Linked DNA regions of Homo sapiens: region 2 is linked to region 1. A link is a loop called in an ENCODE intact Hi-C map of the cell type or tissue named here. Cell type or tissue: OCI-LY7. All regions are shown on one strand. Each heading gives the region's core, and the rest is flanking DNA. Links, peaks and the distances in the headings are about the cores only. Region 1 overlaps DCP1A (decapping mRNA 1A). Region 2 overlaps CACNA1D (calcium voltage-gated channel subunit alpha1 D).

What was found. Hi-C counts contacts between places; a loop is a spot of excess contacts. Peaks named below come from ENCODE experiments on the same cell type or tissue, not always from the same donor. Only the 100,000 strongest peaks of a DNase experiment are listed, where the experiment ranks them.
Region 2: a loop joins it to region 1, with 3 times the contacts of the local background. A loop is called at or near these places in 8 of 110 quality-filtered maps.

What each region holds. Positions count from the first base shown.
Region 1 is chr3:53,293,291-53,309,723 of GRCh38, reverse strand. DCP1A (decapping mRNA 1A) reads left to right here. Exons shown (of 10, transcript NM_018403.7): 6 at 5,434-5,547. LOC107986087 (a long non-coding RNA gene) reads right to left here. Exons shown (of 4, transcript XR_001740702.3): 3 at 15,816-15,868; 4 at 13,849-14,148. Among named protein-coding and RNA genes, the nearest start is that of SNORD38C, 32 kb to the left of the region's middle. RefSeq lists enhancers at 7,890-8,059, 14,578-15,077, 15,078-15,579. In OCI-LY7, for the core only: a CTCF peak has its summit at 10,007 (motif pointing left); a DNase peak (open chromatin) is centred at 9,983.
Region 2 is chr3:53,505,382-53,521,814 of GRCh38, reverse strand. The region is part of intron 3 of CACNA1D (calcium voltage-gated channel subunit alpha1 D); the gene reads right to left. Among named protein-coding and RNA genes, the nearest start is that of CACNA1D, 19 kb to the right of the region's middle. RefSeq lists an enhancer at 9,471-9,972. In OCI-LY7, for the core only: a CTCF peak has its summit at 8,035 (motif pointing right); no DNase peak of the experiment used is centred there.

The sequences.
Region 1 (16,433 bases), core at 6,309-14,308:
GCACAATCTTGGCCCACTGCAGCCTCTACCTCCCAGGCTCAAGACATTCTCCCATCTTAGCCTCCCAATTAGCCACGACTATAGGCCATGCATCACCATGCTTGGATAATTTTGTTTATTTTTTGTAGAGATAGAGTCTCACTATGTTGCCCTGGCTGATCTTGACAAGCTCCTGGGCTCAAGCTGTCCTCCCGCCTTGGCCTCCCAAAGTGCTGGAATTATAGGTGTGAGACACTGTGGCCAGCCTAGAGACTGTTTGAAAATTAAAAATCTGTATAATAAGCATTTTCTTCAAAAGAAAGATATTGCACTTCTATAATATCTTTTAATTAACTTTCCTTTTTTTTTTTTTTTGAGATGGAGTCTCGCTCTGTTGCCAGGCTACAGTGCAGTGGCGCGATCTCGACTCACTGCAACCTCCACCTCCCAGATTCAAGTGATCCTCCTGCCTCAGCCTCCTGAGTAGCTGGGACTACAGGCATGCACCACTATGACCGGCTAATTTTTTGTATTTTTAGTAGAGACAGGGTTTCACCATGTTGGCCAGGATAGTCTCAATCTCTTGACCTCGTGATTGGCCCGCCTCAGCCTCCCAAAGTCCTGGGATTACAGGCGTGAGCCACCGTACCTAGCCTCAACTTTCTTATTTTTTATGTAAAGAAAGATAGTTGAAACCACACTTGGCCCATTATGAGTTGCTTCTAGCCATAGGATGTAATCCTGGATTTTGGTCAGGGGGGTGCGGATGGTTGTTTGTTTGGTTTTAGTTTAATTGCAAAACAGTTTTTTAAAGTCCAGGGTATTTTTGTTCTTAAAAAATAGAGGCCAGACACAGTGACTCATGCCCATAATTCCAGCACCTTGGGAGGCCGAGGTGGGAGGATTGCTTGAATCCACGAGTTTCAGACCACCCTGGGCAACATAGCAAGACCTTGTCTCTACCAAAAAAAAATTTTTTTTTAATTAGTTAGGCATGGTGGCACACACCTGTAGTCCCAGCTACTCCGGAGGCTGAGGCGGGAGGAGCACTTGAGCCCAGCAGTTCGAGGCTGCAGTGAGCCATGATTGAACTGCTGCATTCCAGCTCAGGTGACAGCAAGACTCTGTTTCTTAAAAAGAAAAAAGAAAAGAAAAAAATAGGATAGGCCAGGCGCTGTGGCTATGTCTATAATCCCAGCGCTTTGGAAGGCTGGAGCAGGAGAATTGATTGAGGACAGGCCTGGTCAACATATAATGAGATCCCATCTCTATAAAAAATTTAAAAATCAGCCAGGTGTGGTGGTGTGCACCTGTGGTCCTGGCTGTTTGGAGGCTGAGGTGGGAAGATCACGAGCCCAACAGCTCCAAGTTACAGTGAGCTATTATTCTGCCACTGCACTCCAGCCTGGGCAACAGAGCATGACCCTGTCTCAAAAAACAATAAAAATAAATAAATACCTAAATAAACATGAACACCATTATTTTTCTTATTATGTAAGCAGTATAAACTATAGAAAAGTTTTTTCTTTTTTTAAAACAGCTTACAGAGAACGTTTTATATTCAAAAATTACAGTAAACAAAAAGAAGAAAATATCATAGTTCTACCACCTAGAAATAATCACTGCTAATACTTTGTTACGTATCCTTGCAAAAATATGTCCAAGTGTAAGTGGTATGTTTGTGTACATTAGATTTATTAATGTTCTTTGGTAACCTGTTTTGTTCCAAATAACTATCTTTTTTATTGACAGTAACTATTCATCTCACAGAGAATCCCTATGAGATTTCCTTTGGTAGAATGAAGTTTTTGAAAAAACTGATATTTATAGCTGTGTATTTTTCCTTATGTGCATTATATAAATGATACCCTAGGCTTCTCTAATTCTATTAAGAACTTGGCGATATATCCTTATAGCTAAATCCTTGTAAAATCCTCATGTACAGCATTAACTTTTTATTAGGATAAATTACTTTAAATGGAATTGGTAGATCAAAGCATTTTTATGTTTTTAAGATTTTTACCAAATATTATAAAATCACCCTCCAGCAGGTTTGTCTGATTGCCCATTTTCCCTCATTTTTACAAACACTGGATGCTGTTATTAACAAACACAAAATCTCCAAGAAAGGCCCTGCACAAGTATCAGAAATACATTAAATTCTTGAGAACTTTCATTAAAGTACAACCTAACAATATAAGCCAGTTTTATTGCTTATACTTAAGAATTGCAAATCAAATGCCCCAAGAGCCAGGGAAGCCATGGTAGTGAGTAAAGCAGGCCGGGTGGAACTGAAGCAGGTTGAGAGCTAGTTCGTATGTAAAGGGTCATTTACAGCCCAGCTCTCAGTTATTGCCGATAAGGTTTTGCAACCTTATCCAGCCTGTCTCTAAAAATTACAAATCTGGGGCTTGGGGCAGTGGCATATGGCTTCCAGCACTTTGGAAGGCTGAAGCAGATAGATTGCTTGAGTCCAGGAGTTTAAGACCAGCCTGGGGCCGGGTGTGGTGGCTCACGCCTGTAATCCCAACACTTTGGAAGGCTGAAGCGGGTGGATTGCTTGAGGTCAGGAGTTCAAGACCAGCCTGGCCAACATGGTGAAATCCCATCTCTACTAAAAATAGAAAAATTAGCTGGGTGTGGTGGTATGTGCCTATAGTCCCAGCTACTTGGGAGGTTGAGGGAGGCTGAGGTTCATGAGAATCACTTGAACCCAAGAGGCGAAGGTTACAGTGAGCCAAGATTGCGCCACTGCACTCCAGCCTGGGTGACAGAGCAGGACTCAGTCCACAAAAAAAAAAAAAAAAAAAAAAGAACAGCCTGGGCAACATGGTTGGTGAAGTCCCATCTCTACAAAAAAATAGCAAAAGAAAATCATAGCTTGCTGCAGCCTTAAACTCTTGGGCTCAAGTGATCCACCTGTCTCAGCCTCCACCATGTTGGTCAGGCTGGCTTTTTTTTTTTTTTTTTTTTTGAGACGGAGTCTTGCACTGTTGCCCAGGCTGGAGTGCAGTGGCCCAATCTCGGCTCACTGCAAGCTCTGCCTCTTGGGTTCACACCATTCTCCTGCCTCAGCCTCCCGAGTAGCTGGGACTACAGGCGCCCACCACCACGCCTGGCTAATTTTTTGTACTTTTAGTATAGACAGGGTTTCACAGTGTTAGCCAGGATGGTCTCTATTTTTATTTTTTGTAGAGATGGGGTCTCACTATGTTGCCCAGGCTGGTCTTGAACTCTTGGTCTCAAGTGATCTTCCTGCCTCAGCTTCCTGAAGTGCTGGGAGCCACTGCTTCCAGCCCCAACTTTTTAATGTTTCTGAACATTTATACCTTCTGTTTTAAGAACTTGTTATGAACAATATTTTAACTTTATATTTTCTGTAATATAATTCAGTTCCAAGCATTCCACATAATGGGGTTGATATGGTTGATAGTGATGTTGCAAACAGAGGCATGTTAAAAGATTGAGATATTTCATAGGCTTTCACCAAATGTTCCGCCGCTATTCAAATTGATAACACTGAGTAAATGATGTTCTGAAATAATATAAGGATTAAGTCATTTGGGTGGGAAAAAACACATGCCATCCATTTAATATTTGAGTACCTACTCCTGTGATAAGCATTAATTGTCTGTAGCATGGTATCAAGAAAATCTGTCTGTGAACTGAGTTTAGGGCTGCTTTTTAAAAAAATCTCATATCTTGCATTTTCTGAACTGTTTTTGGTGTCGGTTTTGGCATGGATGATGTTCATCAGATGCCGGATCAGATAGCACAAATATTCAAGAATTCATAACCCATAATTCCATGTCCATCTATTGGTCTGATCATTTTTTGAGGATTCTTTTTAAGAACAAGATTATTTTCATTTTTAATGTCATGAGCACATTAATGGTAACTTAATAATATTAGTACAATTAGATGTCCATATGCGACAAAAAAAACCTAACCTAATAACATCTTAGAGAATAATCAACTCAAAATGTGTCATCGATGTAAAATATAAAACTATAAAACTTTTAGAAGAAAAATGTATTTATCATATGACCCAAGAAGTACCACTCCTAGGTATTTACCCTAGAGAAACAAATTTTGCCAGGCACGATGTGGCTCACGCTTGTAACCCCAGCACTTTGGGAGGCCGAGGAGGGTGAATCACCTGAAGTCAGGAGTTCGAGACCAGCCTGGCCAACATGGTGAAACCCCGTCTCTACTAAAAATATGAAAATTAGCTGGGTGTGGTGGCGCGCGCCTGTAATCCCAGCTACTCAGGAGGCTGAGGCAAGAGAATTGCTTGAATCTGGGAGGCAGAGAGCACAGTAAGCTGAGATCAAGCCACTAAAATCCAGGCTGGGCAACAGAGTGAGACTCCGTCTCAAAAAAAAAAAAGAAAAAAAAATTTTTGTCCACTTAAAAACCTATATCAATGTTTATAGATGTTGTATTCATAATTACCAAAAAACGGAAACAACACAGATGTGCTTCTGTGAGTGAATGGTTAAACACTCACGTATTTATATAATGTAATACTACTCAGCAATAAAAAGGAGTGAACTATTAATACCATACAACAGCTTGGATGTACCTTAAAGGCATTATGCTAAGTGCAAGAAGCTGGCATTCTACTTATATTTCATTTATATGACATCTTTGAAAAGACGAAACTAGAGTGAGAGAGAATAGACCTAGTTGCCGGGAGTGGAGGGAGGGCATGACTGCAACAGGACAGCACAAGGGAATTTTTTTTTGGATGATGGAACTGTTTTGTATCCTGATTATGCTGATAGGGACATAAATAGAACTGTACACCCCCTTAAAAATTCATTTCACCATATGTTAGCTTTTATTTGAAAATAAAATCAGGCTGGGCACAGTGGCTCACACCCATAATCCCAGCACTTTGGGAGGCCGAGGTGGATGGATCACAAGGTCAGGAGTTTGAGACCAGCCTGGCCAACATGCTGAAACCCTGTCTCTACTAAAAATACAAAAAAAAAAAGAAAAACCAGCTGGACATGGTGGCTTGCACCTGTAATCCCAGCTACTCGGGAGGCTGAGGCAGGAGAATCGCTTGAACCCAGGAGGCAGAGGTTGTAGTGAGCCAAGATTGCGCCACTGCAGTCCAGCCTGGGCAACAGAGCAAGACTCCATCTTGGAAAAACAAATAAATAAGATTAAAAGAATATGTGATAAAGTAATACCATTATCTTTTTCTTAAAAAGGTGATAAAAATAACAGTTGTGGCCAACACTGTTGTCTAAAATTAGGTGCTCAATGTTCTAGAAATTTTATTGCATGTTATTTACATTGGAGTACAGAGCAAACATTTTGAGGTTGGTTTTTCTTCTTCTTTTTAAAAAATAACATTTTTGATAACCTCAGATGCTGTTTTGTGAGCCAAATAATAGCAAATTTTTTTCACAAGATATATTTTTTTCTTTTAACTTTTTAAAGAATCAGATGGGTGACTCAAATATCTCCAGCCCTGGGTTACAGCCAAGCACTCAGCTCTCCAATCTGGGAAGCACCGAGACTCTAGAAGAAATGCCCTCCGGGTCACAGGATAAGGTTTGTACAGCTAAAGCTCTAGCTTTGTCCTAAGTAACAAAGAGTAACATTCAGTAAGGATTCTAATGAGTGCAAGTTTGATTTGTCAGTTGTGTCAAGGTTCAAATGTGCAGCAACATAATGACATCCTCCTAGGTCATGATCCGAGTAACTGTTTAATCTGGATTTTGCAGTAGCCTGCTACCTGGTTTCCCATCTTTTGCTCCCTGGTTGCTTCTTACCTATTCTTAACCCAACAGCCAGAGTAATCCTTGCAAAACATAAGTCAGATCATGGCACTCCTCTGCTTAAAACCCTCCAGCAGTGTCCGAGCTCACTCAAATCATAGCCAGGATCATGACAGTGGCCCACGAGGCCCTACCTTATCTGGCCCCTCTACCCCAGGCCTCATCTGTCACTCTGCATTGCTCACCTGGCTCCAGTCCCATTGGCTCTCTTGTCTTTCCCCAAATGTGCCAGATATGTTCCTGCCTCGAGACAGGCCTTTGCACTTGTTCCCTTGGCCTGTAATACTTTCCTCCCAGATAGGGCTTGCTCCCTTTACTCCCTCAAGCCTCATATGTCCTCCATAAGTCAGGCCTTCTCTGACTACCCTATTTAAAATAACCCTTGGCTAGGCACAGTGGCTCACACCTATAACGCCAGCACTTTGGAAGGTTGAGGCAGGCAGATCGCTTGAGCCCAGGAGTTTGAAACCAGCCTGGCCAATTGACGAAACCCTGTCTCTACTAAAAATACAAAAATTAGCTGGGTGTGGTGGCACGTGCCTGTAATGCCAGCTACTCAGGAGGCTGCAGCACCAGAATGGCTTGAACCCTGGAGGCAGAGGTTGCAGTGAGCCGAGATTGCACCAGTGCACTCCAGTCTGAGCAACAGAGTAAGACTCTGTCTCAAGGAAGAAAAAAATAATAACAGTAACACCCCTTGGACAGGCACAGTGGCTCTCGTCTGTAATCTCAGCTCTTTGGGAGGCCAAGGCAGGAGGATCACTTGAGCCCAGGAGTTAGAGACCAGCCTGGGCAGCATAGTGAGACCCCTTCTCTAGAAACAAATTTTAAAATTAGCCAGACGTGATGTCATGCACCTGTGGTCCCAGCTAATTGGGAGGCTGAGGTAGGAGCCTCGCTTGAGCTCAGGAGGTTTGAGATTGCAGTGAGCCATGATCACACCACTGCACTCCAGCCTGGGTAGCAGAGCAAGGCCCTGTCTCAAAAATTTAATTTAATTTAATTTAATTTAAAAATAAAATAAAACTCCCAGGTGCAGTGGCTCATGCCTGTAATCCCAGCACTTCAGGAGGCCAAGGCAGGCAGATCACCTGAGGTCAGGAGTTCGAGACCAGCCTGGCCAACATGGCGAAACCCCGTTTCTACTAAAAATACAAAATTAGCCGGGTGTGGTAATAGACACCAGTAATCCCAGCTATTCGGGAAGCTGAGGTAGGAGAAATTGCTTGAACCCGGGAGGTGGAGGTTGCAGTGAGCCGTGATTGCGCCACTGCACTCCAGCCTAGGCGACAGAGCAAGGCTCTGGCTCAAAATAAATAAGTAAATAAATAAAATAAAACAACCCTTCCTCACCTCCATCCTCTTACTGTACTTTATTTTCTCACTAAGGTTTCTAACCAGCTAAGATGGTTTCTGTTTTTGTTTTTTGTCTGTCTCCTGCCCACCAAAATATAAGCACCATGTAAAACAGTTTTGTTTTTTTGTTTTTAAGCTGTCTCTTACGGGAAAGAAGGGCAGTTTTATGAGCCTTGTTCATTGCTGTATCCTTAGCATGTAGCACTGTAAATATTTGTTGAATTAGTTCTCTTTATAACTGATAGTCTGATAAAAGAACAGATATCAAATAAAATCCGTAGGTTTTTAAGTAGACTTTTTGTTTTGAGATAATTACAGATTTATATGCAGTTGTAAGAAATAATGCAGAAAGATCCTATGTACCCATTACCCATTTGCCCATTGATAACATTTTGCAAAATATAGTACGATATGACAACCAGGATATTAACACAATCCACACATGTTGTTCAGATTTCCTTTGTTGTGTGTATATTCAGTTCTGTGTAATTTTATCTCATGTATAGCTTTTTGTATATCCACTACCACAGTCAAGATGCTAAATATTTTCATCACCCCCAAGATGTTTTGCCCTTTCATAAACACACTGACTTCCCTGTCATACCCTATTCTGCCTCTGCGTCTACCTCTGCCTCCCCGATCCCGCCATCGTTTAGCCCTGGCAACTATTAATCCATTTTCCAGTTCTATAATGTCATTTCAAGAATATTATATAAATGGAATCATATATATAACCTCTTGAGATTGTCTTTCTTCACTCAGCATAATTCCTGAACATTTCACTGAAGTTGTTACATGTATCAAGTTTGTTTCCTTTTATTACTGAGAGTATTACATGATACGCAAGTACTAAAATTTGTTTAACTGTTTTTGGCAACTCACTTACTGAAGAACATCTAGATTGTTTTCAGTTTTGGGTTATTACAAATAAAGCTCCTATGAACATTTATGTACAGGTTTTTATGTGAACATAAATCTTCATTTCTCTGAGATAAATGCCCAGGAGTGCAAATGTCAGGTCATTTGGTATTGCATGTTTTAGTTTAATAAGAAACTGCCTTGGGAGGCCAAGGCGGGTGGATCACTTGAGGTCAGGAGTTCGAGACTAGCCTGACCAACATGGTGAAACCCCGTCTCTACTAAAAATACAAAAATTGGACGGGCATGGTGGTGGTGGTACCTGAATCCCAGCTATTCGGGAGGCTGAGGCACGAGAATCGCTTGAACCTGGGAGGCAAAGGTTGCAGTGAGCTGAGGTCATGCCATTGCACTCCAGCCTGGGCAACAAGAGCAAAACCCTGTCTCAAAAAAAAAAGAAAGAAACCACCAAACTGTTTTCTAGGAAGTCTGTACAGTCTTACATTCACATCAACAATGTATCCAAAAATGTTTTTAGATATTTAGATAATTAATTTAAACCAAATTTTGTATTCTACCTTCCCATACCCCATTTTTACTGTATCTGGATTTAGGATCATCATCCAGGAGTGTGCAGTGGGCTTACTACTTCCCCTTTCTAAATCATGAATCACTTCATCTTCCTTTTGTGAATCATGAAGTTAAGGATTATTGTACCGCCTAATGCAGATTTGTTGTGAGACCCTAAGGAAGAAATGGACCAGAAAAAAATGACTTAAGAATTATAAGGTCAGGCATGGTGACTCACACCTGTAATCTCGGGACTTTGGGAAGTGGAGGCAGGCGGATCCCTTGAGTCCAGGAGTTTGAGAACAGCCTGGCCAACATGGTGAAACCCTGTCTCTAATAAAAATACAAAAATTAGCCGGGTGTGGTGGTGCACGCCTGTAATCACAGCTACTCAGGAGGCTAAAGTGGGAGGATCACTTGAAACCAGGAGGTGGAGGTTATAGTGAGCCAAGATCGCACCACTGCACTCCAGCCTGGGCGACCAAGGGAGACCCTGTTTCAAAAATCCAACAACAAAAAAAAGAATCAGCCAGGCACAGTGGCTCACGCCTGTAATCCTAGCACTTTGGGAGGCCAAGGCAAGTGGATCACCTGAGGTCAGGAGTTCAAGACCAGCCTGACCAACATGGTGAAACCCCATCTCTACTAAATAGAAAAGAAATTAGCCAGGGGTGGTGGCACATGCCTGTAATCCCAGCTACTTGAGAGGCTGAGGCAGGAGAATCGCTTGAACCCGGGAGGCGGAGGTTGCAGTAAGCTGAGATTGTGCCATTGCACTCCAGCCTGGCCAACAAGAGTGAAACTCCATCTCAAAAAAAAAAAAAAAGTCATAAAGCACTGTCCATTGAAAGATGAAAAATGAGTGTGACAAGCCATAGATGCTAAGCCTTTCAACAATAGCACTGCGTCTGTAGACATACAGAACTCAAGTGGTACAGACAGTGCTGATGTGTTATTCCGTCATTTTTCATATACTTTTAAAACTTCACGTTTGGTCGGGCATGGAGGCTCACACCTGTAATCCCAGCACTTTGCACTTTGGGAGGCCGAGACAGGCAGATCATGAGGTCAGGAGTTTGAGACCAGCCTGGCCAACATGGTGAAACCCTGTCTCTACTAAAAATACAAAAAGTAGCCGGGCGTGATGGCATACGCCTGTAATCCCAGCTACTCAGGAGGCAGAGGCAGGAGAATTGCTTGAACCCAGGAGGGGGAGGTTGCAGTGAGCCAAGATCGTGCCACCACACTCCAGCCTGGGCGACAGAGCAAGACTCCATCTCGGGGTGGGAGGAAGACTCCATTATTTAGGTTATAGTGACAAAATTTTATGAAATACTGAGATCTGGATATTGTCAGAAGTCATGTGATTGACTAAAGTTAGTTTAAATTTATCATCAGCCGCCACAGGCAGATACTACATTTGTTTAGTAACACTGCCATCTAGTGCTGAGGAGCAAGTACTGCTGTCAAGCCTTAATAGTATTACATTCCATTTCAGTTGCATAATTCACTTGTTTAAACTTTTCTTGGGATTGTTTCTGTAGTGTATTTTGTTATTGTTTGTTTCCTATGTTCAAGAATAGTGCCTATCTTATAGTGTGCCCACTGCAGTGACCAGTAGCTCCAAACAGACATGTAAAATTCTCTAAACATCAATTCTCCGTGGGATGAGGAGTGAACCATATTAAACCTGATGCTGAAGATGATAATTTTGTCCTGTGCTGTACATGCTGTTGCTCGCTGAATGCCATTTCCTGAGCTAAACGGTCAGACTAACACTTGATCTACATGAAGTATTAAAAAACTCAGAATCCTAACTTGAAGCATGTTCAAGCATGAGGAAAGAATAACATTTTACCTTTTCTGTGGATGATGGAAGGTTAATTCATGAATAAATAAGCCCAGCTACTAGAGGAGGGCAACCAGTTTTTCTTATCAGAAACAGAAAAGAATGCAGAGACTGTGAAACTTTTGGGAATTTGTGTGAAGAGAAATATTCTGCTCACCCAGGCTCCTATGACAAATTCAACCAGTTAGGTATAATCATGTGTCATTTAACAATGGGAATACTTTCTGAGAAATGTGTCATTAGGCGATTTCATTCTCCGAACATCATAGAGTGTATTTATACTTTCACAAACCAAGAAACCAAGATGGCATTGCCTACTAACACCTAGGCTCGATGGGATAGCCTATGGCTTCTAGGCTACAGACCTGTGCAGCACATTACTGCACTGCGTATTATAGGCACTTGTAACACACTGGTATTTGTATATTTAACCATAGAAAAGGTTTAGTAAAAACACAATATTATATTCTTATGGGACCACTGTTGTATATGCAGTCCATCATTGACCAAAACATGGTTTGTGCCAAATGATAGTATTTCCAAACGTTGATGCATTTTGATCTGTAGCCACCTCAGTTATTCAAACCTTAGCTGTACCTGTTTTCCGGAGGTAAGTATCACCATCCAGGTGATTAGGTAACCTATACTTTGCTGAATTGACATCTCCATATGGTGGCACACTGCTTAAGAATGTAGACTGTATTGTTAGAACTGAGTTGGAGTCTGGTTCTTTTGTTGTATTTGGGCATCATCTATAAAGTAGCAATAATAATTTACCTACTCTAGCAGATGAATAGAGTAATACATGTAAAGTGCTTAGCATATCGCCTCCCACATAGTAAGCATTCTGTGTATGATGATTCATTATTACCATCACAAATTCGTTTATTCTCTCTTATATGAGAAAACCTCCAAAACTGTAATGCTTTACCATACTCCCCATTCTAGAGAAAGTTAGAGAATCTGTCTGGCCTCGCAGTAGTTATAGGGAGGCAGCATAGAGAATCTAGAAACTTTCTGCTGCTTTTAAAGTCAGGGGTCAGGGTTCTACCATATGGTGGTTTCATATTTTAATTTAAAGTAGGTGTGTGTGTTTGTAGAGACAACGTCTCACTCTGTTGCCCAGGCTAGATTGCAGTGGCCTGATCATAGCTCACTGTAACCTCAAACTCTTGGGCTTAAACAATCCTCCTGCCTCAGCCTCCCAAGCAGCCAGGACCACAGGTGCACACCACCTTGTGCAGCTAATTTTTAAATTTTTTGTAGAGGCAGGGTCTCAATATGTTGACCAGGCTGATCTTAAACTCCTGGCTTCAAGCAATGCTTCCGCCTAGGCCTGCCAAAGTGCTGAGATTATAAGCATGAGGCACTCTGCCTGACTTAAAGTAGATTTTTGGCTGTTCAAAGTTAATTTATGTTTCACTGGACAAGGAAAAATTGCTGTCTGGATTATGCCTCAGGTGTATTTTGTGATGAGGTTTCTCCATGTCCTGCCATTTGATTATTCCTTTTCTTAAATTTCTGCAACATAGACCCAATCTGATCTCTGTTTTTCAAAGTAGTTTATACCTAAATATTGGTTTGTGTGTTTGTATACATATGTCTGTAATAGAATGGGGTGGTTATGAGCTGTTTAATTTGCATTAATAAGAATTAGTCTTGTTGGCCAGGCACGGTGGCTGTAATCCCAGCACTTTGGGAGCCGAGGCAGACAGATCACCTGAGGTCAGAAGTTCAAGAACAGCCTGGCCAACATGGTGAAATGCCATCTCTACTAAAAATACAAAAATTAACTGAGCGTGGTGGTGCATGTCTGCATTCCCAGCTACTTGGGACGTTGAGGCAGGACTATCACTTGAACCCAGGAGGTGGAGGTTGCAGTGAGCCGTGATCACACCACTGCACTCCAGCCTGGGTGACAGCAAGACTCCATCTCAAAAATTAAAAAAAAAAAAAAAAGAATTAGTGTTGTTTTCCAATACTTTTTTTTGCTAAGAAACCTGACCCATTTGTTTTCTAAACATATAATGTGTATAAAAAGGAATTAACCCAATTCAAAACTGGGTAAAAGATTTTAATAGGAATCTCCATATAAGGTATACAAATGGCCAATAAGCACATGAAAAGATGCTCCACATCATTAGTCATTAGGGACATGCAAATTCAAACCACACTGAAGTATCACTTCATACTCATTAGGATGGCTAATATCATTAAAATGGAACATCACAAGTGTTGGAGAGTATATGGAAAATGCTCCATATACTCTGTTACCTCATATACTGCTGTATACTGGCAACCATGTTGGATTGCTGGTGATAATGTAAAATGGTTCAGGCACTATGGAAAAAAACAGTTCGGTGATTCCTCAAAAAGTTAAACTTGGAATTACTATATGACCCAGCAATTCTGCTCCTGGGTATATACCCAAAAGAATTGAAAACAGACATTCAAACAGATACTTCCACACCAGTCTTTATAGCAGCAGTATTTGCACTAGCTAGAAGGTGGAAACATCTCAAGAACTCCAGTGTCCATTAATGGATGAATGGATAAATAAATGTCATATATACATGCATTGGAACATTATTCGGCCATAAAAATAAGTGAAGTTCTGATACATGTTGGAACACGGATGAACCTTAAAAACAACAACATGAATATACTAAAGGCCACTGAATTTTACACTTAAATATGGTTAAAATGGTAAGTTTTATGTATATTTTACTACAGTTTTTTAAAATAGGGAGATAAATGTCTATTGTGCTGTCAGTAGACATTTATGATGCCATGAATTCACAAGTGACTAAGTCACAGTGTTCAGTGTAGTAAATGGAACCTGTGAACATGTCTGCAGCTATGTGGCCTGGACAGAGAAGTCTGTCCCAAGGGAGAATTTGTTGTCTATTTTGACCTAGATGGAATGGGTTTGAAATATTACCAGACAGCTGTGTCCTTGATGATTCTTTGCATTGGGAGTGACCAGGAGGTTTATAATAGCCTAGCCTTGGTTATCTTACCAGGTGTTTTGTTGTTGTCTTGCATTGTGGGATATGATATTCCAGGAGCATTTAATGAATTTTTGTTTGGTACTCCATGCTTGCTATTAAGACCACATGGTGGGCCGGGCGCGGTGGCTCATGCCTGTAATCCCAGCACTTTGGGAGGCCGCGGCACGCAGATCACCTGAGGTCAGAAGAAGTTTGAGACCAGCCCGGGCAACATGGTGAATCCTGTCTCTACAAAAAATACAAAAATTAGCTGGATGTGGTGACGCACGCCTATAATCCCAGCTGCTCAGGAGGCTGAGGCATAAGAATCGCTTGAACCTGGGAGGAGGAGGTTACAGTGAGCCGAGGTCACGCCACCGCACTTGAGCCTGGGCGATAGGGCTAGACTGTGTCTCAAAAAAAAAAAAAAGACCACATGGTGTTTATGTGATTATAGTTTAAGCCAACTTCAATTTAATGCTTTTTGGGCACCAGACATTATATTGAGAATTTAATTTTCACAACAGTGTTCTGAGATCATTGTCACAATGTCCTCGCTTTTCAGATAAGGAACTAAATTAGAAGGATTATGCTGGGCTCAATGGCTCACTACAAAAAATTTAAAAATAAACTGATCATGGTGGCATGCACCTGTGGTCCCAGCTACATGAAAGGATTGTTTGAGTCTGGAAGGTCAAGGCTGCATGAGCTGTGATCACACCACTGCACTCCAGTCTGACTGAATGAGACCCTGTCTCAAAAAAAAGAGAAAGAAAAAGAAAGATGATGTAATTTTCCCAGTTAACAGCTGAGGTATCTTTTATTTCAGACCCTAAACTCTACAGTTTTTTTCAGAAGTAAAAATATGAAGAAATTGAACCATATAAGATCTTTAGTATTTTTTTGTATCCATGGTCTAAAATTAGATACTGATGCTGCCTTATATTTGAAGTGAGAGTCTAACATTAGTAGAATCTCTTTATTGAATATTTTTAAAGGTGAAATGGTTTGGTATGAAGCTACAACTTTTTTACAACTGTGGGAGGTTCTTGCCTCTTCCTCCACAACAGTTACTTTTTACTGACTACATTTTTTCAGACCTGCCCTGTCCCTCTCACCTAGCAGATGATGCTGTCCTCATACCAGGGAGAGAAGACAGAATGGCACTCCCTTAACTTTCTGTCCTTCACATGCAAACTTGCCTGCATGCTCATCGCTGCTGGCCCTCTTTCTCTGTTGTCTGACAGGAGCCCCTCCTGACACAGGATCTCTTGCCTTAAGCTCCCTCTCCTCATACTGACTTCCCCCTACTCCCCGAAAGAACTTTGGAAGAGAGCACTGTTGAGTGTCTGCCATGTACTGATGGGATCTGTGGTCCTGGGTGGTGGTGCCATTACTTGGGTAGGCAAGTCCAAGAGCAAGAAAGGCAAGGATTGGGGAATACATGAGAAAGAGAGCCCCTGCCTTGGCAAATTCGCTTTCCATGTTGTTAGGAGTGCTGACATTAAACACACACTTCCTGTGTGCTGGGTTCCATACATTTCAGCCTCCCACCAGACCTCCCTACTTTATAGAGGCCTGAGACTCAGAGAAGTGGACAGCACTCCTCAGGCCACACAGCTGGAAAGGAGCAGAGCCAGGCAGCGGCAGTCATCTTCAGGCCCTGCCTGTGGGTGGTTGATAGGACATCACAGCTGTGTCGCTGCAGCCTCCTGAGGGGATGCCTTTGCTCCCTTGACTTGTATTACCATCTTTGTGTTTTAATAACCCAAAATGAAATTACCGTTTTGTGTTCTAAGTCAGTACCTCCAGGTTCTAGATGTCCCACAGAGACCTCCAGACATGTTCACAACTAACTTCAGCTTCCCCCTCTCCCTAACCCTAGGTGCTCTTCCTGGGCTGGGCTGGCCTGCCCAGGCAGTGATACCACCACCCAATACCCAGATACCAGGGTGTCCTCTAGGCTCCCTGCTCCTACCTGACCAGCCACCAACTCCTTCCATTCCAACTCCAGTTCTCATCCTCTTCTCTGCCAGTATCTTAGTCCAGACTCTCCTCAATCTCACCCCTACAATTTGTCCTTTATGTGGCCGACCAAGTGCACGTTCTAAAATATAAAGCCTGATGGCTCATCCCCTGGACATGTTGCCATTGCCCTGTGGATAAAGTCCAGATCCTCTAACGTGTCTCAGATACTCTGCAGTCTGCCCGCTTCTTCTCTCTTTCCCTGTCACCCTCCTACCCAGCCTCTGATCCAGCTGTGCTGAAGCACGTGTGGCTCTCAGTGGCTGTGCTCCCCAGCCAGCTCGCCTCATCCCTCCCCAGTTTCACTCCTCTTCCTAGTGCCTTCCTTCCCACTGAGCTCTGCAACTCTGCCTTGTGTGTGTGTGTGCGGGGGTCCGGTGGGGGGGCCCTTACCAGTTGTCCTGGCCTCTTTTTTCACATCACAGTCACAGCACAATGCCTGGCACCTGATAAATTCAAGAATTTTTATCAAATGGATGAAACATTTGCCTGGACAAAACTGGGTTTGTTTTCCTGTAGAAATGTGATCATACCATAGTCTTATAATATTGATATTATACTAATTTGCAGTGTACTTTGGGGCCTTACAGACTTTCTGAAGCCTTGAGAATCATGTGTTTCAGTGAACTAATTTTTTCAGTATAAACAGATCTAAACAACTAATTCACTCATTTTAGGAATAAAAAGTTGAGGCTGTCTGTGTTTTCAAAGTGCTTAGGTGTGTCTCCCACTAAAATGTAAGCTCTGTGAGAACTGTTGTTACTCCCTTGCTGCATCGCGTGGGCCCAGGTTAGAGCAAGACCTGGCACCCTGTGAGTACTCAGGAAATAAAGGTTATTGACTATGGAAATACTGCTTAAAAGTACAGGAAAACACGAATGTTTTTCCTTTGAACGATTATGGTATCAATAAGCCAACTTACTAAAATATATATAAATTTTAAATTGTCAGGCTTACATGCTTTTTCTGAAGAATTCTGTGACTAGGGACTAAGGCAGTGGGAGTTGGGGA
Region 2 (16,433 bases), core at 4,638-12,637, 210 kb before region 1:
TTTCATTTAATTTTAATTAGTTTAAGTTCTTATAATGACATGTGGCCAGTGACTACCATTTTGGACAGTGTGGCTCCAGGCTATATAGTGTACCTTCTGGAAGAAAGGACAAAATTTCTAACATGACTCTTCCTTATTGAAAAACAAATGAACTGTGTGCTTCAGAGCCTACCAATTATCTTTCCCTACATATACACCCAAACCTTTCGACCCTCAGAAACAGTGGGGTGGAAACTGAGAATGTCCCAAGGTGAAAGTCCAGAGACTTATACTCCAGTCCTGGTTTTGTGGGTCTGTGACCCTCAGAAAGGCCCCTCCTCTCTGATCACAGTGCCTCCCGTTACTCCGACAAGGGAGTTGGAACAGGCAACCTTGAAGACTCAATCCAGCTATGGCCTTCTAACAATGTATATTACGCGTCATCAAAAGTAAAAACTTTTGTGCTTGAAGGATACCATCAAGAAATTGAAGAGGCCAGCAGTGAGTAGCTCATGCCTGGAACACCAATGCTTTAGGAAGCTGAGGCAGGGAATCGCTTGAGGCCAGGATTTCAAGACCAGTTTGGGCAACGTAGCAGGACCCCCATCTCTACAAAAATTTTTAAAAATTAGCACAGGTTGGGTGGCACACACCTGTAATCCTAGCTACTCAGGAAGCTGAGGCAGGAGGATTGCTTGAGCCCAGGAGTTCAAAGTTGCAGTGAGCTATGATGATACCACTGTACTCCAGTATGGCCAGCAGGGCAAAAGCCTGAAGAAAAGAGAAAGAAATAGGGAAAGAGAGAGAGGAAAAAAGGAAAGAAAGAAAAAAAGAAGAAAGAAAGAAAAGGAAAAGAAAGAGAAAGGGAGAGAGGAAAGGACAGGAGGAAAGGAAAGGAGAAAGAAAGAAAAGAAAGAAAAAGAAAAGAAAAGAAAAGAAAAGAAAGAAAGAAAGAAAGAAAGAAAGAAAGAAAGAAAGAAAGAAAGGAGTTTGCAAATCATAAATCCAAAAAGGAACTGGTATACAGAATATATGAAGAAGTCTTATAAACCAATAATTTTTTTTTTTTTGAGATTGAGTCTCACTCTGTTGCCCAGGCTGGAGTGCAGTGGCATGATCTAGGCTCACTGCAACCTCCACCTCCTGGGTTCAAGCGATTCTCCGGCTTGAACCTCCCAAGTAGCTGGGACTACAGATGCCTGTGACCATGTCTGACTATTTTTTGTATTTTTAGTAGAGACAGGGTTTCACCATGCTGGCCAGGCTGGTCTCGAACTCCTGGCCTCAGGTGACCGACCCGCCTTGGCCTCCCAAAGTGCTGGGATTACAGGCATGAGCCACCATGCCCTGCCACAAACCAATAATTTTAAAAATTCAATTTAAAAATGAGCAAAGGATTTGATACAAACGGCTAATAAGCACATGAAAAGATGCTCACTATTATTAGTCATCAGAGAAATGCAAATCAAAACTACAATGAGATACCACTTCATATGCACTATGATGGCTATAATTAAAAAGATAGACAATAACAAGTGTTAGCAAAGACGTACAGAAATTGGAACCTCCACATGTTGCTGGTGGTAATGTAAAATGGCGCAGCTGCTTTGGCAAGCAGCTTGGCAGTCCCTCAAAATGGGAAAGTTACCATATGACCTAGCAATTCCACTCCCAGGAATATAGCCAAGAGAATTGAAAACTTAAGTTCACAAAATACTTGCACATGAATGTTCACAGCAACATTATTCATAATAGCCAAAAAGGGGAAAACACTCAAATGTTCATCAGTTGATGAAGAGATAAATAAATGTGGTATGTCCCTTTAGTGGACGATTATTCTACCATAAAAAGGAATGAAGTAGTGATACACACGATAGTATGAATCAACCTTGAAAACATTATGCTAAGCCAGGCAAAAAGGACACATATTGTATGATCCCGTTTATATGAAATATTCAGAATAGGTAAATCCACAGACAGAAAGCAGATTAGCAATTGCCTAGGGCTGGGGCTAGGGAGGGGGAATAGAATGGAAAATGGGGTGACAGCTAATAGGTATGGGGTTTCTTTGGGTGATGAAAATGTTCTAAAGTTGATTTTGATGATGGTTGCTTAACAGTGAATATAGTAAAAAACACTGAATTGTATGATTTAAATTAGTTAAGTATAGGGTGTGTGAATTATATCTCAATCTCAATAAGGCTTCTTTTAAAAAGTATGAACATGCCATGATCCCTGCTACTTACTGGAAACCAATTAATTCTGTTATTCTTTGCCTCCAGGTCCCAATGCCAGGTGCCAGTGACCAGTGCTGATTATCTGATCCTGGCTGCAGAACACTGACTCAGGTCAAAGATGCTTCAATTATAAGCAAGAGGCCTCTTTCTACAACAGTCTTTGTCGTCTCGCACAGCTTCACACAGCAAGGATGAAGCTCCCTCTGCTACAGATAAGATTAAATTGTCTAACTTTCCTGGTATCAAAAATGCGTTTTTGAAACAGGCAAGAAAAAAAAAGCAGAAACTTACATATCCTTCTGAGTCAAGCTCAAGACGCCCTGCTGGCAAGTGAAGCAATTCTGTCTACTTCTGTAAATAACCTGAATGACAGCTGTGACTTCTACGATTGCATCAGTTCCCAAGGACCCTCAAACCCTAGCAAGGGTCAGGCATGTAGCATCACTATGCAGAACCCCAGAACCGAGTCTCTTTACTCTGAGGTAACAGGAAAATGTGCCTTGCCAGGGAGTGAGGAAGGCTTCTAAAAATCAGGCATTGGCCAGGAGTAAAATATCTTACTTTCCCATTTTCCTGGGGCCAAAGGCTAAAGAGAAAAGGTGAAGGAATTCTTGGCACAAGGAGAAAGTCAGGCCAGACGAGACTGCAGACTTAGAGAAGCGTGACTGCGAAGTGGTAAAGCTGTTTGTTTAATAAACACATCAGAATTGTGTAAATATGTGTTCCTTCAAAGTAGTAAGCTTGGGAAGCTGGACACGTAATTCTGATAATATTGCCATTCCTCAACGTAAGACCTTCAGAGCCCATGACACATTGCACTCAAGATTCTCAAAGATAAGAAAACTTGGTTATTTGAAGATAGATTTGATTTTCTTACAAATACTCAAGAGTTTCTTAAAGAAAAGACGGGGAGTAAGGTCAGTGACAACAGGATCCCATTTTTAGCCAGAAGCAAAGGAAAATGAAAAGCAGAAACTGGCTCTGAAGACAAGTGTTGCAACATCTTTGGGAAGAGGTTGCAGCCCTAGAACTACTGCTTTGATGGGAGCCCTATGTGTGGGTTGTGCAAGTTCTGATATCTTCATTAAGCAATCACAGTCTCTACCTCCAGCACTCTGTTCCTGCATTGGAAAGAGAGACCACCGGACACCTATTAGGAAAACAGGCAAAGCAATCAAAGCAACTTCAAGGTGCCTGGTACAGACAGAGTGATGCTTCATTAAATGGTCTATTATTTACCAAACATCCCATGCCAGCAGCTGTAGAGGATTTAAGAGAAATGGGACACTGGGTCCCTGCTCACAAGGAGTTCACATTCTTATCAGAAATAGTAAGAAAACAGCATAAGATCAAACACAAGCAAGTCTGTGGTTCAGAAGGCAGGGCTGCTTCCACCCCAGGGTGCTAGTCCTCTCAGTTCTACAGAGAACACACCAGCTGATTCCAGCTCCCCAGCTTCAGCACCCGACGTGCAAAGCCACAGTGCAGAGAAAGCAGGCAAGACCCACATATCAGAACTCCAGCCTCAGGTGGCTACCCAGCTAGTGGTGTGACCAAATCCATTACTTCAGTTATTCATCAGACAAAACAAAGACAGATTTAGGAAGAGGATGAAGATGTGAAATTAATTCACATATTAAGCTCACACTTAAAACTAGGAAATAACATTTGCTTGCCTAGAGGGCTGGCTGGGTTACAGGCCTATCCATTATGAGGCAAGAATTATTTGCAGTTTGCATGTCACAAGCACAGTAAATACCTATCTCAAGGAGTTCAAGGAACAGTCAGGAAGCTGGCCTTTGAAAATCGTGATGCATGGCCGGGCACGGTGGCTCATGCCTGTAATCCCAGCACTTTGGGAGGCTGAGATGGGTGGATCACAAGGTCAGGAGTTTGAGACCAGCCTGGCCAATATGGTGAAACCCCGTCTCTACTAAAAATACAAAAATTAGCTGGGTGTGGTGGCGCACGCCTGTAGCCCCAGCTACTCAGGAGGCTGAGGCAGAAGAATCGCTTGAACCTGGGAGGCAGAGGTTGCAGTGAGCCAAGATACTGCCACTGCACTCCAGCCTGGGTGACAGAGTGAGACTCTGTCTAAAAAAAAAAAAAAAGAAAGAAAGAAAAGGAAAAGAAAATGGTGATGCAGCTCCTGTCTGAAGGGTAGGGAAGGAGGGAGGGTCCTGTCGAGCTCTGGCCTGGTTGGCTCTTTCAGTCCCTCTCTACCACCTTCCTTCTGCAACTTCAACTTCTTCCCAAGCACAATCACCATAGCTGTGCTGGCAGGTATGACTCTTCTGCGTAGGTCCCAGATGTGGCACTGGCATCATGGAGAGATGGAGTGGAATTAGGATTCAGGGCCTTGCAGTGAGGGATTAGGATTCAGGGCCTTGCAGTGAGGGATTAGAAGGCAAGATGAAGCCAAGTCCTCTCCTCGAGGCCCTCTCTCAACAGACAGCCATAAGGATGATGCCGCCCATGTGTATATAGCTTCGTAGATTATAAAACGCTTTCACACAGATCTCATTTAAATTTTTACCTCCTGCTTTATGACCAATGAAGAAAGTGAGGGTCACAACGAAGTAAAGTTACAGAGCAGGGACTCAAAGCCAGGCCACCGGACTCCAAATTCAGCATTCTCTCCATGACATCCCTCACACTCAGTGCTGGGCACAGCACTGCAACAGTGAAGAAAGTGACCACAGACCTCATTTGTCATCTTATGGGTTTATTCCCTCAGCAAAGAGTCATTTAAGTTAACGCCTCCTAGCTTCATCTGCCTCACCTGCAAAATGGGGACGCTAGTAACTACCGTATGGCTTGTCGTCCAGATAGGCAACACAGAAAAAATGCTGGGCCTGGTGCCTGCAATCAAAAGGTGCAGGCCCCAAGACACAGGCCCTACTAGTTCATTGCACAGAGGGGAACATACTTCCATGAAGCCATCAATGTGGCCACAAACACCAACCCGAGTCCTCACACTGTACTTGGTCTTTCTGCTTTCAGTCACAGGGCTCCCTGCCGCTGAAAATGCTGACCTCAGCGTCTCAGCAGGAGGCCTTTCTGCTGCAGCACCACTCACCCAGTGCCCCCACCAGGCTTCCACACAGCGCTATGCTGTGGGTGAGCCCTGAGCTATGAGTAGAAACTAGCCCCTTGCTGAGGAAAGGGAAGGGAAGGGAAGGGCACACTCCTCTTTCCAACCTCCGTGGACTAGGCCACAATAAGGGAAAAAATCATAAGGCAAAGAAAGGCAGCAATCATGGAAGAACACAGGGATTTAACAGGTGTGCCGTGTGACTGATTCTCAAAACCCTATGGCACTTCAAGGGGGGTATAGGAAAAGATTCCCCCAGTGCTCAGATACTGCCAAACCTTAAACTTCACTGGGAGGTAAGACTCTCTTGAACTATTCTTGACCAGTTAACTAATGCCTTCTGGTAAATGAGAGCTCCCTCGCACATTATTTGTATTGACTCCTCACAAAGATCCCACATGAAAAGTGAGATGAGAATTATTATCTCTGTTTTACAGATGAGGAAGCCAGACCAAGGGAGGTGAGATCATTTGTTCATTCCCAAACCCAGTCAGTCAGCATCAAACCTAGAAACCAAACCAAGATCTGTCTTCCTCCAGAGTCTCCACTCTCCTGATACGGTGGAAGGCTGAAGAGAGAGAGAGCCAGAGCAGGGCAGAGCCTAAATGCCTGAGAAAGTGGGACTAGATGCACAAGGAAATCAATGGGCCAGCATCTGTTGTTCACAGAGGGTTCCCTTGCAAAATCGCCTTTAATCCTCTCAACAACATGACTATTAATAATGCTATGATCCCCATCTTACAGGTGAGAAAACAGAGGTCAGGGACCACATGTCAGAGAAGCAAGCCCATCACCTGGGTCCTGAGGAGCCCTAGCTCTGGCAAGCCAGCTCCCATCTGTGAGCCTTGGTCTCTTACCCGAGTGACCTGCAGGGAGGACTCCATGACACGAGGAACACAGTGTGGCAGAAAGGGCAGGAGAGGTCCACATCCTAATTCTGCTGCTTACTTGCTGTTTGCTCTTGGGCAAGTCATTCAACTGCCCCACACCTTGGCTGCCTGGTGTGTCAAATATCAGCAATGTTCACAAGGCTGCTGTGAGGATAAAAATCAGACCCTATGATGAAGTGCCGTATAGGCCGTCCCTGACCACGCAGGTGTTAGTGATTGTTTTCACGACTCCAAATCTAGGAACTGCACGACCATCGGGCCAGAATCCCCCTGACATCGTTGTGCTCCTTAGCTCCTGCTTTATTTCCTCTTCTGAGCAACATTTAAGTCAAGAGACAATCAGGGGCTCCCACCTGGGCCAAGCAGAGAACAAGAGACACCTGGTGGATTTCAAGTCGGCTGAGAAAGTCACACGTAAAGAAACCACCAAGCCTTGTGGGTAGTGTGCTGAGCTTTGAACTTTTTACCCCGGACCACCATGTAGAGGCAGGCTTCAGTCTTCTAGCTGCAGCAGAATCAGATCCTGACCATTAAACTAGCCCCCTCTCTGTCCTTGGTGTTCCAAGGGAATTAACCACCCTTTATTGTCTAAATGATGATGGGGTATGGTCCAGGTCTAGGCCCTCCTATGGCCAGCAGGCTCATTTTCAGTTCATTTCTTCACCAGATCCGCTGCAAAACCCTCTATGACCACTAAAGTCTTAGGCTATTCGGTGGGACAGATGCACTAGCTCAGTCTGGTAAGAACACCTAAAAAAATGGCTTTAGAAATTAAACTCCAATCCAAGCAAACTGTCCAGGAAGCTCTTCTAGTATGGCAGGAGGGACCCATCACTATCCAATCCTCCATCCAGCCAGCTCTTCACCAGGTGCCCCAGAGCAAGCCGGCTGGTCTTCCCAAGCCTCAGTTTCTTCATCTACAGCTAAGGCTAACGACACCTACCTCACAGGACTGCTGTGAGGCTGAAGCCCATCTTAAACCTCTGGCTCACAGCACAGTGCTTTCTAGGAGCCAGGGCCTGTGATAACACCTTTAGCCATTTTATTTCCTCTTCCACAGAGAAAGAGCAGATGCAGAAAGGGCTTGACCCAGTCACAGAGCCAGTGAAAGGCAAAGCTGGGACTGAATCCTAACCTGGAAAGTTTCTATGCCAGTCCCCAGACCTTGGTTCCAATCACTAATCAAAAGCATGAATGTGAAGCCTAGCCAGAGAGACCCCCACCCCCCACGCCCCCAAAAGGTTCTGCCGTCAGCTCCCCCATGGTCTCCTCTCTGGCTCTGCCCTTTGGTCATACCCTCCTCCGCTTGGTGTTTAGGCATCATCAGCCTGTGAGCCTGGACTCCCTTTCATGGCCTAGTACTTGAGCGTGGGCGCTTGAGTCAGAAGTCCGGGTGTGAATCCTGGCCCTGCCAATTACCAGGAGCACGGCCTCGTGCAAGCAATATAACCATTTCTAGCCTTGTTTCCTCACCTGTAAAATGAGGATTTTTTTAACAGTATCTCCCTTGTGGGTTTATGGTAAAGATTAAATGGGAATTAGAGGAGATTACAGTCATGCATAGCTTAACAACAGGTATAAACAACAGGGTCCTGAAAAGTGCATTGTTAGGCAATTTCATCACTGTGTGAACACGGAGTGTACTTACACAGACCTAGATGGTACCACCTACTACATACCTAGGTTATATGGGATCGCCTGTTGCTGCTAGGCCACAAACCTGTACAGCATGTGACTGTGCTGAATACTATAGGCAATTATAACACCAGTTGTATCTAAATATACAAAAGGTACAGTAAAAATACTGTATAAAAGCCAAAATACAGTACACCTGTAGAGGGCACTCACCATGAATGGAGCTTGCAGGACTGGAAGTTGCTCTGAGTGAGTCAGTAGTGATGAGTGAATGTGAAAGCCTACACTACCATACACTTTATAAATACCGTACACTCAGACTACATTGAATTTACTTATTTTTATTTTTTCAGACGGGGTCTCAGTCACCTAGGATGGAATAAAGTGGCACAATCTCGGCTTACTGCAATCTCCATCACCCAGGCTCAAGTGATTCTCCCACCTCAGCCTCCTGAGTAGCTGCAATCACAGGCGTGTGCCACCACGCCCAGCTAATTTTTTTGTATTTTTGGTAGAGACGAGGTTTCACCAGCTGGTCTCGAACTCCTGAACTCAAGCAATCTGCCCACCTCGTCCTCCCAAAGTGCTAGGATTACAGGTGTGAGGCACGCCTGGCTACCAAATTTATTTTTAAAATAAAGTAATTGTGCTACAATGTTACAAAGGCACAATGACTACGATGTCACTAGGCAACAAGAATTTTTTAGCTCCATTATAATCTTATGGGACCACCGACTTTGATCTTGGCTGATGAACTGAAACACTGTTATTCAGCACAGGACCCTATATAGAAAGCCCACCTAGCTCAGCAATGTCAGCCAATGTCAGCTAGTAACAAAGGCAATAACCACTGTGCCTCCAGTTATAGTCAGAAAGACAGGGCAAGCTAACCACACAAAAACAAGAAACTGAGGAAAGACCCACTGCATTTGTTAGCCAGCTCTGCTGATTCTCTCCTGCCCTACTACATCCGCTGGCCTGTGCCCTGGCTATTTCCATAAAATAAATGTGGCAATCTATGGTCAAATGATTTCTACAGGTTGGTATGTATGAAGAAAGCAATAAAGTATTTTATGAAATTAAGCAGGGGAGGGAGAGGTGATGGAAACTATCTTTCGGAAGATGTATTATGGCAAAAACCGTCATTAGGTTTGCACCGACCTAATACTACACAAAGAAAATAATTGAAGAGATAATGAAAAGTTGACTCAATGCCCAGCTTGCTTTAAAGAGACAATCTTTTGTCATCACTGCCCCTGCTGTTCTTAGACCCTGTCCCTTGGTCAGATAGGAGATGCCCAACTTCAACCTGGAGTCATAGTTGTAACTGAGGTGGGTAGGAAGAAAACAGATTGGGAGACAGATGCTCTGCCCTACATCCCCATGCGGTTCGTCTCTCACTGTGTAACCCAGGGCAGGTCATGCTGGCGGGTCTGAAAAAGGAACAGACCCATATGGAGGTTTCTGATGTCCTCTCCAATCCCAACCTCATCATGTCTGTGATTCCTCATTCAGGGTCAATCAAAACCAGGCGGTCTAACCTACTATTGTCCCACCTGGCTTTAATAACATCAATTAACTGATTCATTTGGCCAACCTAAAACACGCCAAAGCTTTCTCTACCCCACCACACTAGTACCAACCCATGGATGTCTAGGAAAAGATTTATTAAACACCTGTCTTTTACCAAATTCTAGCTGGCTGTCTCTACTTTGCCACATTCTAATTTAGAATTTTGGATGTTTTAATTTCACTCCCACCAGATAAAAATTCTGAAAAGAGCTTTAGAAAGATTCACCATTAATTTATATTTCAATAATTCAGAATTTGTGTAAGCCTACAGAGAAGTACAATTTTGCATTATCGTGAAAAAAGACCAAGGGGCTAATTACTGACATAAAAGGGCAGCATTTTACCCATTTAAGCTGCTTTCACACCGTTTCAAAGCAGTCATTTAAATATAAACAGTGTTTCATTATACCCTGTTGTTATCTATTTACTGAAGAATATTCAAGGATTTCTTATTTTTAAAAATATTGGTCATTTATTTAAATTACATTAGAGTAAAATAATAAAACCACATATATTCAAATATGGTTTTACGGGGGCAGGGGAGGATGTTCTTTGCATAAATTCCTGTATCCCTTTGTATTTTGAGTTAAACCAAGTTAGCACAAAGAGGGAATGTGTCTAATGGGACTATATTTTACCCGTAATAAATGCTTTAAAAAGTACTTTATGAATGATTAAATAATGGCTATGTTAAACTACTCTTTTTTCATCTTCCCAGCTTTCATCCTATACTAATTTATATAATCAAAAAGCAGCGTTTTTATAGAAATGAGAAGTACTTCCATTTTCATTATACCACAGTTTAATGTCGTACCCTGACCCCTGAAAAACATGAATGCAGGGACCATCTGCTTGCGCGGCATTTCTGACCCCGACAAAAGCACGGCGAAGACATGGCTCATTGTGCTCCAACAATGTACCTTACACAAGGACCTGCGCTGGAGATTCCTCCTTGGATGTGCTTCCTAGAAAGTGCTGCTCTGAATGAGCGTGGCTGCTTCCCTTTGTCGAAAGGATAAAAACCCTGTGTGTCAGGATGTACTCTTTTTCGCCGCCGCTGCTGGGAAACCTTGAGGCCAATTCCATGTCCAGGTGTCAGCAATCAGTTCCCCTCGAGCACCCTGGCAAGTAGACTTTGCTTCCATTCCCCATTGTCCCACTTTCATCAAATTCTATTTTCTAAACCACCTCAGAGATTTCGGAAATAAGAAGGGCACAAACCCTAAACACCATAATAATAGCGAGATTTTACTGTGTGTGAAAATAAAACAGATAATAAGAACACGGGACATCAGAGACATACCGGATTGGATATTCTTCTTCCCCAACTAACAGGGACATAAAGGCAGTATTTGTCATGAAACCAGTCCGTAGCAAGCAAACGTTCCAAAATAAGACTCAGTTTTTGTATTAGGAACTTATTTACCTATTAGCTACCTGGAATGAATATTTCACTCAAAAGAAACAATAGTATCTAAGCACCTGGGACTGAAAGCAAGGGAGACAAGAATAAGTTTTGGTGCCTTTTATCTGGTCACTGGTGCAAAATAGATTCCTAAAATCTAGGGCTCAGGTTTGTGGACTTTCTACTCTAACCAGATGCTCCAGATGCTACTAACATCCCAGAGAGAGGCCAGACCCAACCCCCAAGACTTCCTTTTGTACAGCCTAAGATACAGAACACATGAGGTCACTCTGCAGAGTGAAATGACTGCTGAGGCAGTGAGATGTGGTGTGAGGTAAAAGAGTACAGGCTTAGTGAAGAATGATGTGGCAATAAACATGGATATTAAAAACGCACATACCCTCCAACCCGGAGAGTTTACTTCTGAGTTGTCATCCCAGACAAACGTTTTCTTGCATGCACAAAGAAGCATACAAAAGGATATTCAATGCAGCATGATTTGAAACAGTAAAACTTTTGGAATTACCCTAAATGTTCATCACAAAGAAAACAAATAAACTGTGGTACATTCATACATGGAATATTTTACACCAACTATGAAGTTGTTAGATTTCTGCATACAGATATGGAAAGGTCTGTAAGGTCTATTGAGTGGGAAAAAGGAAGCCATAGAATGCATGTTCCCACTTGCACGAAATTTAAAATACTCAAACTGTATTTATGTTTCAAAATGCACAGGTGATATATACATACGTACACACACGCTGTGAAAAACAATTCGGAAGGGACACACGGAACTGATCATTGTAATTAGAAGGAGTTGGGTAGGTAAAGGGGTTTGTTACTTTATCTGTATTGTTTTAATTATTTGAAACAATGTATTCATGTATTACTTGTGTCAATTTTGAGTGATGATTTATAGTAAGAATGCAAAATATGAAAACAAATCTGGCTGTTTTCCAACCCCACACTGTAGGTTTTCCTTCACAACAAGGCATGGGGAGCCACAGCAGCGGGCTGGAAGGCAGAAACACAGGGCTGCTGTGCTCTGCACAGGAGGTCTCAATCAATATTTGTTGAATAAAGCTGCCTCAATTTCCTTTCTTATAAATACGTCCTCTTATAGCTGTAAAAAAGTATCTGTGAGTCTATGTTATGCAGGAATCCCTGACGGACACAGGAAAAGGATTCAGCGTCAGCCCTCAGAAGATGAGCATGGCAGGGAAAGGGAAGGAGAAAGAGCATGAGCCTCTCGCCTGGCCCCTTTGAATCCCCAGGCAAAGCTAACCTAGGCCACCTCTTCCTGCCTTCCCTGGCTGGGCTCCTACAGGGCCAGCCAAGACCGGGATCCCACCACACTCACTGAGCAGTCTGCACCTGCCTCCCCGCCCTCCCTCGGGTCAGCCCCTGATTCCCTCCAGCCTCACCTCGCGTTCACTCATTCAATAATTTCAACAGATGTCCTGTGATTTCTAAAACTACCACTCACCTAACAGGGAGGAAGGAAAAAATTAGCAAAAATAATTGCTTTGAAGTTCTGGAGAAGAAAGTCATTTTCTCCAGCCCAGGCAGTGTCTGGGGCCCTGCTTAATTAAAGCCACCAAAGGAAGGCTTCGTCCTGCAAGGCCTGTGTCAACAATGCCCACCTCCACCTTTCCCCTAACTCACACACTCATGAGCATGAGCTCTCTCTTACTCTCTCAAACACACACACACACACACAGAGGGGGCTGTGGAGCTCACTGATCAGTTCAGGCAGTTCCTCCTTCATCCCATCTTCAGCTATTCTGTTTCTTCCTCCATACCACCCATTTCCGGCTTTGCCTGCCCAGCCAAACACCCTTACAGCCCACAGGAACCCCAGCTGGGAGAATACCAATCTCACCTGAATTAAAAAAGGAAGGCCCCCGCCTCCACCACTCTCCTTATTTCCATCACATGAGCAGACAGGACTTGAGGACCACATCCTGTAGCTGCATGGTGGGGATGCTAACATCTACTCCTGGATCAACTGCTAACCAGCCCTCTACCCTTGCTGGGGCAGGGACACCCGCCGACACCCCTCCCTTCTGCACATCTGTCCACTCAACAGTAACAGTGCACATGGTCCCTCCCTGTACACCCCACCTCCAGAATTCTAGAACCTCTTCCATTCCTTTAGGAACTTTCTTTGGTGAGAAGCTGTTGGGGTCTGTTGGGGCGTGTCCCCACCGCCACTGGTATTTAACACCCAAGTGTCTCTACTGCTGGGCATGCTGTCACCCTGTATTGGGTACTTTTCACATTTGTCAGACAGTTAAAAAGTAAACAAACACCAATGAGGAAGGTTAAAAAAAAAGAAAACTACCCACCAATCTGCTACAGAGGTCTCTGTTTCTGATGCAATCATTGTTAAAATGCCGAACTTAAGCTGAGATTAAGAAAGAAATGCCTTGCTCTCACTTATAAGCGGGAGCTAAATGATAAGAACTTACGAACACAGAGGGAAACAACAGACACTGGGTCTACTTGAGTTGCGGGGTGGTGGGGGAAGAGAGAGGAACAGAAAAGATAACTATTGGGTACTAGGCTTAATACCTGGGTGATGAAATAATATGTACAACAAACCTGTGCGACTTGTGTTTACCTATGTAACAAACCTTCACATGTACCCCCAAACCTAAAATAAATGCTAAAAACAAAAAAAAAGAAATGTGGGAGGAAGAGCATCAGGATAAATAGCTAATGCATGCAGGGCTTAATACCTAGGTGATGGGTTGATAGGTGCGGCAAACCACCGTGGCATGCATTTACCTATGTAACAAACCTGCACATCCTGCACATGTATCCCGGAACTTAAAATAAAATAAAATTTGAAAAAAAGAAAGAAATGCACGTCCCCACATGCCCTCCTCAAAATGAGCTGAGGAAGATGTACACATAGGCAACGTGAGGCTGACCTACTAGAGGTCAGTCAGACTCTGGCTCAGAAACCCGAGGGTGCAGGGCAGGGATAGAATGCTGGTGACATCTTTTCAGCCCCCCCTTTCCAGCTGTGTCTGATGCCATTTCTACCCAGTGGACTCTTTGGTTAACTGAGTTTATAAATTGTACATACATACGCACTTTTTTTTCAGCTAAGCCAATTTGAGTGAGTTGTATTCCCACAATCTGTAACCCAAAGAGTTCTGGCTAATACTCTAATATACCCAAATATCCTCACCCTAAGGTAGTCTCACTAGTGAAGGGTCTAGATGGGGAGGTTCGTTGTATAAGGTATGACTATAAAATAATGATATTCACATTGTAAAAAAACAAACCAAATGAGCAAGGACCCCCACTGGAATTCCTCTTATGGAATTTTAATAGTAAAAAACCTAAATTCTTCTTTTTTTCCTTTATTTTTGAGACAGGGTCTCATTCTGTCACCCAGGCTAGAGTACAGTAACATAATCACAGCTCACTATAGTCTTGACCTCCCAGGCACAAGCAATCCCCCCACCTCAGCCTCCTGAGTAGCTGGGACCACAGGTGCACGCCACCACACCCAGCTAATTTTTTTTTTTTTTTTGGCGGGGGGAGACATGGAATCTCACTATGTTGCCCATTCTGGTTTTGAACTCCTGGCCTCCAGCAATCCTCCCTGCTAAGTGTCCCAAAGTGCTGGGATTACAAGCATGAGCTACTATGCCCAGCCACAAATCTCAATTAAGAGCTGGATTTTATTTTGGAAAAGCCGTCAATACTCAATCAAGTAAAGCCTTTGTCAAAATGACGTAAGGCTTAACAAAAGAGATATAATTATTTGTATAGCACATAGACTGTTTCACATTATATCATTAGGAAACCAACTTTGGGTAAAGTTTTACTACACGAGTCCATCTACTCTGGTCATTTTGAGGCTCTCTCCCCTTCTACCACATTTTTTTGTTTTTTTTTTTTTTTTTTTTTGAGATAGAGTCTTGCTCTGTCACCCAGGCTAGAGTGCAGTGGCTCACTCATAGTCCCCTACAGTCTCAAACTCCTGGGCTCAACCAAGACTCCTGCCTCAGCCTCCCACATAGCTGGGACTACAGGCACATACCACTATGACTGGCTCAATCAATTTTTATGTGAAAGGTGACAGTCACACATCCATCCAAATAGAATCATCTGCAATGTGGCTAATATACAACATTGAATACAGAAGACAGGTTTATAACTTACAGATTCAAAAAGTATCAAGTACTTGTCTTTCTTCTCTCTTTAATAGTTAAATTTGCCAAGAAAGAAAGATATACTCCTGAAATTAAAGACGAACTCTGCCAGGTGTTTCCTGGGATGTCATTACTAATGGACAAAAAGTCAGCCTCTCAGGCAAACATTAATCATTAGCCAATTGTTGATAATTAACTAATGATCTACAAGAATATACCATGGAGTCCTTGTATGGTCATTCATTTATTTATTCACTCATTTGACGTGCATTTCCTGATGTGCTTCCTGTGTGCCAGGCACAGGATTAAGTTCACAAGGCTATACACCCAAATCAGACTGCAGTCTCAGCCTCTAGGAACTCATATTCTAGTTCCATCCAAAGTCACTCAGCTAATCAGCCAAAGAGTCAGGCTGTCAGACCCCACAGCCCATGAGCAGACCATCACACTCCACGCCACTTCCCACAACAGTTATAAACCAGGGGAAAGGGGCTGGTGTCTGTACAGGAGAGTTGGACTGGGCACAGGGGTGTCCAGAGGGAAAGCAAGTACTCAGATGTAGGCAGGCGGGGAGTGGACAAGTATCAGAGAAGGCTGAAGGGAAGAAGCAGCATATGAGCTGTCTGAGAAGAATAGACAGAACCTAGGCCTACAGAAATAAGAAAGTTCAATTCCAACAGAATGACAACCATGCAAAGACACAGTCTTGATGATATACAGACCTAACCTCCACCATATAGGCTAAGCCCAAGGAGCCAGGTTATGAAATTGTGTTTCAGGTATTATGGTTCACACCTCTAGGTGCAAAAGCCATGAGATGCCGAACTACGTGACCATGCAGATACAACGGACTTGATTTTTAAGCCCAGTTAACACTACACTCAGATCTCAGCCATGGAGGAAAGAAAGCAATCAAAGTAGACTGTCCCGCAGCATTCCTGGCCACTGTAAGGCATCTGGTGCCACAGGCAAGCATCCACAGCCCAGCACTGCTTCTCAGACAGGTCCCAGCACTCTTGCTACTCTGAGCCCTGGAACCAGAGTACAAAATTTCCTAGACTGCTCTGCTATGAAAGCCAACACTGTGGGCTCTTTTAAGCAGAGGTGCACAAGAAGGGCCGCAGACCCTAAGCTTTTCAGGAATAACACGTACACCTTCCCACTCATTCCCAGCTAAGGACCTGCAAGAAATCCACAAAGGGACCTGCCACCCAAGAAAATCTGAAACATGGCTCAGAGGAAGGAATGATGGTGGCGCTTCTCCTGGGAAAGTCATTCGCTTGGTGCACATCAGCAATACTTATTTACTGAACATCTACTGTATACCCCTACCACTGCATCAGGCATGGCTGGGGATTCAGAATGCTTCACTATTAACTGTATTTTGAAGACGCTCCAGAGGATAAAGATGTGCATATAGGCCAGGCGCGGTGGCTCAAGCCTGTA